3 separate regions of the Homo sapiens genome follow, and all the other regions are linked to region 2. Evidence: chromatin contacts called from ENCODE Hi-C or POLR2A ChIA-PET data. All regions are on one chromosome and are shown on one strand. The core of a region is the stretch at or near the end of the contact, and the rest is flanking DNA. Distances in the headings are between cores, read along the strand shown.

Evidence for each region. Hi-C counts contacts between places; a loop is a spot of excess contacts on that map. ChIA-PET counts read pairs that join two places held with the same protein, here RNA polymerase II (POLR2A). Pooled maps may share reads with other maps.
Region 1: a pooled map shows a loop between it and region 2 (5-fold over the local background). The contact joins the promoter of TUBB6 here to the promoter of CEP192 in region 2. A Hi-C loop is called at or near these places in 6 of 50 pooled maps.
Region 3: a loop to region 2 is called in a pooled map, with 6 times the contacts of the local background. The contact joins the promoter of PRELID3A here to the promoter of CEP192 in region 2. A Hi-C loop is called at or near these places in 8 of 50 pooled maps. POLR2A ChIA-PET finds 5 or more read pairs at or near these places in 5 of 52 experiments (B cell, GM12878, OCI-LY7 and 2 more).

What each region holds. Positions count from the first base shown.
Region 1 is chr18:12,305,887-12,309,517 of GRCh38, reverse strand. It overlaps TUBB6 (tubulin beta 6 class V), which reads right to left and starts at 1,277. Exons shown (of 4, transcript NM_032525.3): 1 at 1,169-1,277; 2 at 723-831. The coding sequence starts at 1,225. RefSeq lists silencers at 742-1,091, 1,112-1,211, 1,302-1,791.
Region 2 is chr18:12,989,211-12,993,262 of GRCh38, reverse strand. It overlaps CEP192 (centrosomal protein 192), which reads right to left and starts at 1,901. Exons shown (of 45, transcript NM_032142.4): 1 at 1,826-1,901. RefSeq lists a silencer at 1,640-1,719 and enhancers at 2,200-2,579, 2,970-3,582.
Region 3 is chr18:12,406,476-12,409,993 of GRCh38, reverse strand. It overlaps PRELID3A (PRELI domain containing 3A), which reads right to left and starts at 2,065. Exons shown (of 7, transcript NM_001142405.2): 1 at 1,987-2,065. The coding sequence starts at 2,018. RefSeq lists enhancers at 1,238-1,487, 1,345-2,004, 2,005-2,666 and a silencer at 1,688-2,267.

The DNA of each region.
Region 1 (3,631 bases), core at 28-2,527, 680 kb after region 2:
TTAAAGTCTTTTTAGAGGTCTGCAAGGGACCAGAAAAGTCACTTAAGAGAGCGTTTCTCAAATTTTTAGCCAAGAATCCCCAATAAGAGATACGTTTTAAACTGGGGGGGGGGGGGGGGAAGCTTTGTTTTTCCCAAGGATCCTTGAGAAACGCTCTAATTTATTCTAACAGGGTCTCGCTCTGTCACCCAGGCTGGAGTGCAGTGGCGCGATCACAGCTCACTGCAGCCTCGACCTCCTGAGCTCAAGCCCTCAGTTAACTGGTACTACAGGGGTGGGCCACCAAGCCCGGCTAATTTTAAAATTGTTGTAGAGATCGGGGCGGGAGGGGGGCGGGGGGTGGTCTCCTATGCTGCCCAGGCTGGTCCTGAACTCCTGGCCCCAAATGATCCTCCAGTCTCGGCCTCCCAAAGCGCTGGGATTAGAGGCTTGAGCCACCGCGCCCGGCTAGACAGAGAAGGCTGGGCAGGAACCGCTACGTTGATTTCACAACGCTAACGGGTGGTCCCGTTCAAGCGCTCAGACCCTCAGGATAGGCTGAATCGAGCTGTTTGAATAAACTGACGGCGGATTTCCCGCCCCGGAGGAGCGAAGGGAGTGGCCGGGCATCCTGCTACACCCCGAGAGAACTTTTCCCGAAGCAAACTCGCCGCGCTAAGAGGCGGCGCCGGAGCGTCCACGCGGGTCCCGGCCGGGCAGGGCGCGGCGGCCTTGCTACTCACACGATGACTCATTGTAGTAGACGTTGATTCTCTCCAGCTGCAGCGCCGAGTCTCCCACGTAGCCTCCGGCCGGGTCGATGCCGTGCTCATCGCTGATCACTTCCCAAAACTTGGGCAGGGCAAGGCGGGGGGACAGACGCTCAGAACCCAGAGCCCGGGACGCCGCCACCCGCGCCCACCCCAGGCGCCCCGGCGGCCGAATTCCAGGCGCGCCTGAGCCGCCGGCAGCCGCTCCCAGTTGGGATGGGGGTGGGGAGCGAAGAGTAGAAGGTCCCCGGCCGGCCACGCCCCGGGCGCTCCCTCCCTGCGGCCCTCGCGGGTCCGCACCGGGCTCCGAGGACCCAGGGGCGCACAGCGGGTGCGCGCCCCGGCGGGGGTCGCGCCGGGAGACCCGGGGCCCGCCAGCAGCCGACCCGCGGAGAGGCCCTGCACCGCGCCAGGCCCACCTTGGTGCCGATCTGGTTCCCGCACTGGCCCGCCTGGATGTGCACGATCTCCCTCATGGCGGGCGCGGCTCTGCGCTAGGAACTGGCTCTGCGGACGACAGCGGCAACTGCGGGCCGGCTGCGCGCGTCCCGGGGCCGACCCTCCGCGCCCCCGCCCCCGCCCCGCCGCTCGCCAATGGCTGCGGGCCCCGCCCCGCCGCCCCCGCTCGACGCCGCGGCCCGGCCTGCAGCAGCCGAGGGAGGACGCGCGGGCGCCAGTCGGGGGACCCTTGCCGGGAGCCGGGCGGAAAAGGACGGGCCCGGAGCTGGCGGGGAGGAGACGGGAAGGAGCGCGGCGCCCGCCCCCACCACCGTTTCGCTGCCCCTTGTGGTGCCCCGCCAGAGGGAGACGCGAGTCGGGCCCTGGCGTCGGGGCAGCGGAGCCGACGTGGCCCGCGGGGTCCCAGCGCCGCGCCCGGGAGCATTGCAGCCGCCCGCGCCCAGTCCAGCCAAGCCGGGACACTGCCCTGGGGTTCGGCGGTGGAGCTTTTCAGGGTCTCTGCCCCCTGCCCCCCACCCCCCGGTCGCACCCCGGGCACACGTTCTTAGGGCCTCTTCGTCCTGGTGTTTCCGTCTCCGGAGATACAGAGGCCATTCCTCTCCGACGACTCCCACCCCTTTGGAACCGGGTTTAGCTAAAGTGACTACAGGGCTGGATCCGAAAATGAACACCTCCTGCGCCGGGTCTATGCAGCCTACTCCTCGCGCGTTAGCGAAGAAATGCGCTTCGGCCTGGGAGGGCGCGCCAGAGTCCGTCTTCCTGGCCAGTTTTGTGTGGTGGAAAGGAATGACTGCTGATGCCGGCCGGGTGACTTGGATTTTAATTCTAGCTGTTTTCAGTTAGCTCTGCGCTTCAGCGGACTCCTCTGTTAACGGAAAAGGTTATCCTAGGGGAGCCTTTCAGCCTCCAAAATGCGGGATGCTCTGGCCTCTGCAGTCAGAATGTGCATGCATCAGGGCTTTTGCGGAAGTTTCCTCACGTGAACGCTGCAGGCTGGGACCACCGGGGTAGCCTCTGCGTCCCCTCCCAGGCCCGTAGAAACGCCGCACATGAGGAAGCGACGATGTTCTGTAATTTGCACTGGCACTTTCTTTTTAGACAGATGAAAACTTTGGGAAATTCCTAATTGTGTGTGTGCATGTTTGTACGTTTGGAAGGGAGTGGAGAACTTTTAAAAGTTTTTCTTCTGGAGTTTTGCAAATGTTTCCAAATTGAGGAATTTTTTTTTTTAACCCTTGGGTCCCCGCCTCCCCACTGCTCTCTCCACCCCAGTGCTGCTCCTCGGCCTTCTTGTGGGTCCCCACACCTCTTTACACAGCCACACGCCCAGGGAGCAGATGAGGAGGCCACAGCCCAGCCCCTGCGCTCCCATTTCAAACTATGAGCCTGAGATTAATCAGCCACCTTCTCCTGAGTCCTCAACACCCTTATTTAGGCTGTTTGTTTCCATTGCTTAATTATTGACTCCAACGAGTGCTACCTTAACCCATCCTGCCGGCCCGAAGTCTAGTGTGGGGAGCCCGAGAGCGGAGGGCCTGTGCCATCCCTGGAAGAACCCTTCCTCCAGCTTTAGTCTCTCTCTCTAAGAAATCCAGCCATCAAGTGGTTTAAAAGAAAGTGTCTACTTTAGAAGCTTTGGTCGTTTGCTGAAATAGCCACCCTTTCAGTGCTAGCCCTTGGGCTGGAATTTAAGTCCAGGGGTCTGATCGAGCCAGAAAGTAGGTGTCAGCGTGGCTTCCGGAAGTCCGTTGTCACTTGGATTTGACAAGGGACAAGCCGACCTGCTGGTTTCTGGGCTCCTGCTCGCTGTGCGCTCTGCGCTGTCTGCAGGGATTGGTGCCCGCGGAGTGCGCTTTGTCTGGAGAAACTCAGTGCTCGAAGAGTGAGGAGACCGGGAGGAAACCTTCCCCCTGCAAAGCTTATCTCCCTTCCCTCTCATCAGAGGCGGGGCCCCGCAAGACACAAGGGATTTCCCCGCAGAATGAACCAAGGCCTCCCCAGGACATGGGGACAGTTCTGCTGTGCAAAGCCTGAATTCACGTTTCTTTCCTAAAGTGGCTCCCAGTCTCTCTGCAGCCTTGGCCTCTCTTTGAATCCCAACCCTGACTTCCCTGGTGTCTGTTGGCCACTCCCTTCTGGGAGCCGGCAGGTGAAACCCTGACCTGTGAGCCCGGCCTGGGGCTCTCCAGGCTCTGGGCCCCCTACCCTCCCGATCTGTGGCCCTCACTCCTCCTGGGCGAGGCTGTTTGTGACGCGGTGTGTCCAAATGCACACAAGCCGCAAACCAAACTTAAAAAAGCGTAGAGGACACATTCTCTTCTCCTACCTTAAAAAATACACCATGGTATCTGGAAAGCCAGGTTCCAGTTTAGAATTCTCAGGCTAGGCCGGGCACAGTGGTTCACGCCTGTAATCCCAAAACT
Region 2 (4,052 bases), core at 652-3,151:
CATTCATTCCCGCCGTTATCTTTAGTCTTCACCCAAATCCATCCCTATTAACTGGCAATACAAGCCTGACACCTAGGACCATCCTGATCCCTCCTGCTCTCTCACCAAATTCTAATGCTTCTAACGTCAAATACACTTCTGGAGCTGAGACCCACTTCTATATTCCTAATGCCCGTTGCCCATCACTTTTTATTCTGAACTATCACACGAGTCTCCCAACTAGCCTCCCCAAGTCTAGCCTTGTAATTACTAAGTTATTCATTCATATACAGACATGTAAACTATTAAAATTTATAGAAAACTCTTCAACAGTTGTCCCTATTTAGAAGGGCCTAATCCAAAGAAAACTCAGAAATTATGCAAAGGTCATTCATGCAACATTCATTATCAAACACAAACCATGAAGAACCCTCTACTTGGCACCAAGAATGCAAAGATAAATAAGGCAGCTCCCCTCAGGGAGCTGACAATCCCTGTCAACTACGATAGTGTTAAGTGCTTCAACAGAGCTTTGCTAAGGGTGCAAAGGTAACAAAACCCACGGGAAGATTCCTCAAGATGTAACCTAATACCTAGTCTCTTCTCCAGAAAAGATTACACTTGTAAACCATTCATGGACATAACACATTCCTAAAGGAAATTTCCTTTAATTTCTCACATTATTGCATTACCCACCCCTCCTCCATCATCTCAAGTGAAGACAATATTTTTCTTCTATCCTATTTGAACTGAGTGGCTATATTTGCAATTTCTCTTGCTATTTCCTTAAAGTAGTGACCTCAAATTTCACATCTGGACTCACTAATTACATTCCTAGGTACATAAAAGATTACTGACTATAGTCATTAATCGTAGGTCTATGTATACAATTAAACACATTTAAAAGCACACGCCGTGGAACCCAAAGCCGAGTCAAACTTCCCCAAAACTCATCATTTACTCTTGGCACTTTAAGATATACTTTAAAACTAGGTAGGCATTTGGTATATTATTGTTCAAGGCTTGCCGTTTTTGCCTAGAAAACTGAAATTTGGAGAAAAAGTTGATTTTGGAGCAGTAAAAACGCCAGTCGAATGACCTCAAAATAGTAAGAGCAAATGGAAATATGGTCATATAAACAGCTGTTCTCCAAACGACTGACTTGAAGAGGTCCTCATGTTTTACTAAACAAACTCTGAAAGTAACAGCAAAGTAAAAGTAGAGTGTATTAACATTCGTCTCATTTCACGTTCTGTTGATAATGAAATCATAGGCAAGGAATGTAGGTAAACTATTAGGAATAAATGAACGCAACCTAGCAGAAACCAAATCAAGTGAGTAAACGGAAGACAAGGGCATTAAGTTAAGTTAACAAGGTTACTTCCTGGGTCAGAATTTTAAACAAAAAGGAGGAACAGAACCGCCCATCACAGGGCACATAAAGGAAACATCACCGGTCACTTCACAAGCACACTGCAAGAAACTCCAGAGGGTAGCACGGAGAGGGCCTGTCCCTCAAGAGGTGGAAGTCCCCAGACAAGAGGGGAGGAAAGAAGGACGTGATCCCCTAACAGTCTGTCTCATCACGCCCGGCCAAAGCCCGATGACACAGAGGCGTGCAATTAATCCCAACCAGGCGGAGCTCAGCTCAGAGGCTGCGCCAGGCGCAGAGGCGCGGGAAGCGCGGCAGTCCCCTTGCTCGCGCCCTGAGGCCGCCCCACAGCCTGCGCCCCCACCCGGCCCAACCGTCACTGTCCCGTCGGTCCGGCAGCCGAAACGTAGGCCAAAGGTGCATGCGTCTGCCTCCCGCCTAGGCGCAGGCCGAGGCACCAGCGTCCCCCCTCACCGAGCCCGCGTCCCCGACTTCGGAGGGCAGTGTGCAGCGGGAAAGTCCACGGACTGAAGAGGTGTCCCAGGGCACTGCAAGTGCGCGTGCGCGTGGCCCCCGCACCGGCTGGAGCCCGGAACGGCCGTACCGCGCCCGCCTCTGGTTTACGTCTGTTCGCGGCACCAGGCAAGGGGAGGAGACTGAGCTGGCTTTTGATTGGACAGCGGGAAGACATGGGGCGGGAAGAAGCCCGGTGATTGGTGGGGACAGCGCGTTCCTGGATTTGAAGCGAGGAAGCCGCGCGCCCTGCGAGTCCGGAGGAGGAAATGGAGCTCTGCGCTGCGTGGGACCCGGGGGACGGCTCCCGTTGGCGCCGCCTTCAAGGTCTTGGCGAATTTGAAAATAATGCTTACTTTATTCAGTTTGGGTCTCCAGGGCACCGCCAGTCACTCTATGCGCAAAGAAGTATCCCCCGCCAACAAATCCCCCCCGATAGGTTTCGTCCTTCCGTGGGCAGATGCAGACCTTTCCTGTTGGTAGGCGCTGAAAGGCGTCAGGTTTCACCTTCAATCAGCTAATTCCTCGGGATCCAAGTTTCATGACATTTCGCCACATCTAGTCGCCTCTTTGTGACAGAGTAGGCTTTGTCTCGATTGCTTCCTACTTTTCTCCATCCTTCTTAGGCCACAAAACCCATCACCGCCATCTGCTCGGCACAGGCCCTTAACTACTTCACTGAGACCATGCCTTTCACTCAAAATGTATCTCAGTCTTTTTCAGTAAGGTCCCTTATCTCAAAATTTATTCCATATAGTCACAGAGGGAAAAGAGTCCCTCTTTTCCAAAGCTAACTCCTTAACTTCGTTCAAGTTACTGAAAGATGTCCGGCGCACCTTGGAGGAAAGAAGAGGGAAAACGCAAAGTTTAGAAGTCCCTAGACCTGAGGTTACTTGGTGGGGAAAGACGTCTGTTTACTTGACCACTTTCTACCTCCTGCAAACATGGCTCACCTGTCATTCTTGGATATCCTCTCCACTGGTTTCCTTCTCTCTGCCTACAAAAATGCAGCACCTCTCTACCCAAACACACACACCACACACCCATACACCACACACACCACTCACACCACAAACCACACACACCCACATATGCACCACACACACGTGTGTGACACGTATACACACATCCATACACAACACACACCCACATACACATCACCCACACACCACACACACCCTCCACACACAAACACCACTCAAACCACACACCCACACACACCCCTTCCTTGATTCTGTTTCATCACCTAATGACCATTCTTGTTTCCTTCCCTTAATGGTCTCCACTTTTTTTTCCATAGAGGAAGCCAGGCTTCCACTTTTTACACCTTATTTTGACGCATTTCATGGTGTCTAGCTGGGTCCTTAAAACTTTATCAGGAATAGACTCCTAATTGTCAAACTCAGTGATATCTCCACAGTTCGACACCTCTTCTTGGAACCCTGCAGCCTTGGTATTTGCAAAGAGTAATTACCTTTATTCTACCTTTGTCCACACTCAGTGAGCAAAGATAAATGCAGAAAATCTCAAGATTTTCTGAATCCCAAAAAAGTAAGCCAAATGCTCAGCCCTAGAGCTGACCTCTCTTAACCTCTTTTTCTACAAAGCGGTCACACATTGGAGGTGAACTGCTTAAATGTGTCTACAGGTTCCGGACTGTCACTCACACCAGATCCTTGTTAATAAATGTCCTTCCTCCATAAATATCCTCAAGTCACCACAGCACTCCCCACAACACTCAGTAACCTGATAGGACTCTATTAACAGAGATCTCTGATTCAGAGTCTCGGCAGCAGGAGAGCCTGGACTCTGACGCCAGGCTGCCTGGATCTGAATCCTGGCTCTACCTCCCTCTTCCAAACTGTGTAGCCTTGGGCAAGTAGCTTTAACCAGCCGGTTTCCTTGTCTGTAAAGTGGGGATAATTAAAGCGCTTGCCTCAGAGGCTTACTGTGAGGATTTAAAGCTACTTCTGTAAGGTATCTAGAAAAATAATGGCCCATGGAAATACTCAACAAACATTAGCTATTATCTTATACCTCAGTATCTCACCTCACTTGCCAACTGGAAAGGAGGAACAGAACTCCCACTGTGATTTCCAAATCTCTTTAGACACTGAGTAGAGCCTGCAGAGGCCCCATGACCAGGGTGCCTCCCAGGGAATTAGAAGTGAGGCCTATCCAGTTTTAA
Region 3 (3,518 bases), core at 816-3,315, 580 kb after region 2:
GTGAAGCTAATGAGCATGGGGCACCTCTGCAGGAGGACAGAAGTGTTCTAAGACTGGACTGTGTGTGTGATGGTCATACTTAGCAAAACTTAATGAATTATACACTTAAAATGTGTATAATTTTATGGTATGTAAAGTATCCTTCGGTAAAGCTTAAAAAAAATAAATGGGAGTTAGCAGCTGCAACAATTTTCAAAAGCATCAACTGTGATTTTTCACAGCTAGCTATTCATTTGTGCTTGTCCACAGACATTTCACAAACCTCTAGGGCAGACCTCGGCCATTCCATGAGAAAACTGAGCCCCAACCACCTGGCACTCCTGGTATGCAATGACTTAACTGTCCACAGCATCCAGACGGCTCAGTGATGCCCCCATCCTTGTTGCTGATGGAAACCCACTTGAGAAACACTGCAAGCCATACAAAAAATTAGATCCCATCAAGTCTAAAGACTTCATGAAAAATAATTTCAGAGGTTTTGAAACCACTTGATATATTTTTATTATAATTTTACATGTTTAAAGTCAGGCCAGTCACGGTGGCTCACACCTATAATCCCAGCACTTTGGGAGGCCGAGGCGGGTGGATCACCTGAGGTCAGGAGCTCGAGACCAGCCTGGCCAACATGGCGAAACCCTGTTTCTACTAAAAATACAAAAATTAGCCGGGCGTGATGGCCCACACCTGTAGTCCCAGCTACTCAGGAGGCTGAGGCACGAGAATCACTTGAACCCAGGAGGGGGAGGTTACAGTGAGCCAAGATCGCGCCATTGCACTCCAACCTGGGTGACCCAGCGAGCCTATGTCTCAAAAAAAAAAAAAAAAAAAAAAAAACCCAGCCTGGGTGACAGAATGAGACTCTGTCTCGAAAAAAATAAATAAAAAGAGTCAAAGGATGACAATTTCCTTCCACGCAGTACTTTTTTTCCCCCCAAAATAAAATATTTAATGCTTAAGTGAGGTCAGATAATTAAAAAATCTTTGTTGCTGTAAATAAACATTAAAGAATAATTTCAGTGTGTCACAGATCACTGACTTAAGGAAAAGATACCACTTAGGTTAGGAGGGCACTTTTTTCTTCTTTTTATTTGCACAATTCTATGGAGTATATGTGCAATTTCGTTACATGCATAAATTTCGTAGTGGTCAAGTCAGGACTTCTAGGGTATGCATTACCCGGGAAGGTGTCTTGCACCCATTAAGCAATTCTCATTATCCTCCCTGCACCCACCCCCTCACCCTTCAGAGTCTCCATCATCTGACGTTCCACTCTCCACATCCATGTGAACACATTCTTAAGCACCCACTTAGGAGTGGGAACATGCGATACTTGTCTTTCTGGGCCTGGCTTCACTTAAGATAATGACCTCCACTTCCATCCGTGTGCCGGGGGAGCATTTTTAAACAGTTCGAGGTTTTCCACGCTAGCTTGGAGGCCTTCCATGCCTACAAGTGAGTTCAGAGCCAGGGCCCCCGAAATGCCTTCTGCCCCTTTAGCTTCCTCCAGAGCTCACAGCCCGCCGTGGGCCCTCCGTGAAACGCGCGGAAGGTTTATGACAATCTCAGCAAAGGCGCCAGCTTGCAGGCCTCTCCCCTGCCCTGCTCCCGACCCCAAGGAGAGCAGCGAGCGCCAGGCCCCCGGCCGCCCCCCCGGCTCCGGCCGCCCCCGCCCCGGCCGCCCCCGCTCCGGCTGCCCCCGCCCTGGCTGTCGACCACCAGCGGGGCCTCTGTGCCTGCAGCCAGGCCCCTGCGCACGCCGGGGGAGAGGCCGTACCCGGCGCAGAGCCTCGCCCAGACCGCGGTCCCGGGGAAGCGCGCGTGCCCTCTCCGGGACGCCGAAGTTGCGGTCTGGGAACGGCCGGCGCGGGGCGGGGATCTCCGCGAGGCCCGCTGTGAGGTCCGGCCTTTCCTGGACCGCTCCAGCCGGGCTCGGGAGCAGGAGCCGGCGTCTGGACGGCCCCACCGCGGCCCTCAGCCCGGCCTCACCCAAACACGTGCTCCGAGCTCCAGATCTTCATTGCCGCCGGCGCAGGGCGCGGGCTCTGCGATCCGGGCCGGGTGCTTCGGGCCGCGCGGCTCCGGGCGCGGCGTGGGCGGGGCCTCGATGGGCGGGGCGCCCTTGGATGCCGCCCACCCCGTCTGGTGGCTAGGCTGGCTGCAGCGGCTAAAAATAGCTCTGCGGGCGCGGCTGTGGCGCAGCCCCAGACCTGCGCTGCTACCCTGGGGTGCGCGATGCGCGCTTGCTGCAGATGCCGCGGGCGTAGGAGGCGACGCTCGTCCTTACTCCCACTGTCCAAATTCTCCCAAGGCCCTGTCCAGCTACGCCGGTTTGTACTGTCGGGGACGTGTGATGAAAAACAAACCTGCCAACCCTCAAAACTCCACTGCAGTTTGGGTCTTGAACAAACATTAAACCAGCATGTGAGGCCGGGCGCGGTGGCTCACGCCTGTAATCCCAGCACTTTGGGAGGCCGAGGCGGGCGGATCACGAGGTCAGGAGATCAAGACCATCCTGGCTAACACGGTGAAACCCCGTCTCTACTAAAAATACAAAAAATTAGCCGGGCGTGGTGGCGGGCGCCTGTAGTACCAGCTGCTCGGGAGGCTGAGGCAGGAGAATGGCGTGAACCCGGGAGGCGGAGCTTGCAGTGAGCCGAGATCCCGCCACTGCACTCCAGCCTGGGCAACAGAGCGAGACTCCGTCTCAAACAAAACAAAACAAAACAAAACAAAACAAAACAAAACCAGCATGTGATGTGCATCACAAGCAATCCGCCAAATAGGCTGCAAAGACAGAAATCTCAGCCTGTATCAAACAGCCGGGAGGATGCAACCTACCCCACGCATGCTCCCGAGGTAAACGAGACAGCCCTCCGGGGAGGGGACTCCACTACACCATTTGTCGCAGAGTTCATCCTAAATTCGCCTGATGATGGAGTGGCCATTGGTAAATGCAGTGGCCATTTGCGTTTGCTAATTGCCTTTATCCAAAGGAAAAATGAATTTTCATACCTTTATGACAGGAGGTAGGTTTACAATTTGAAGCCAGGTGCTCTCTGGTAGCTGGGCTCCTACCCTCCCACAAAACTGGGAGACGGGGATGACATTTCAAAGAGATGACTCCCAAGTCCTTGAGAAAATACATTCTTGAGTTATAAAACTGGGGGGAAATCTTATTTAGCTTTAAAAAAATGTACGTGTATCTCAAAAAGAATTTGTGATTACAACTTGGCAAATCCTCTAAGGAAAAAGAGTCTCCCTTTCGCATAAACTACTTTTTAGCTTTGCAAAGTACCCTGCACTGCCACAAACGAAGTTGAAGTGCACGGAAGTGAGATGCTTGTTCTAAGAAGAGGGTACTCTTCTCCAGGATGAGATAGGGCGAGAGGGCAGGGCCCTTGTCTGAGTCGGCTGAGTCTCAGCCTAGAGCAGCGCCTGGCGCCCCTGGGGCGTCCGTGGGCGTGGGGAGCGCATTTGTGCAGTGAGGCAGGGAAGTGGAAGAGCACACAGCATGACCC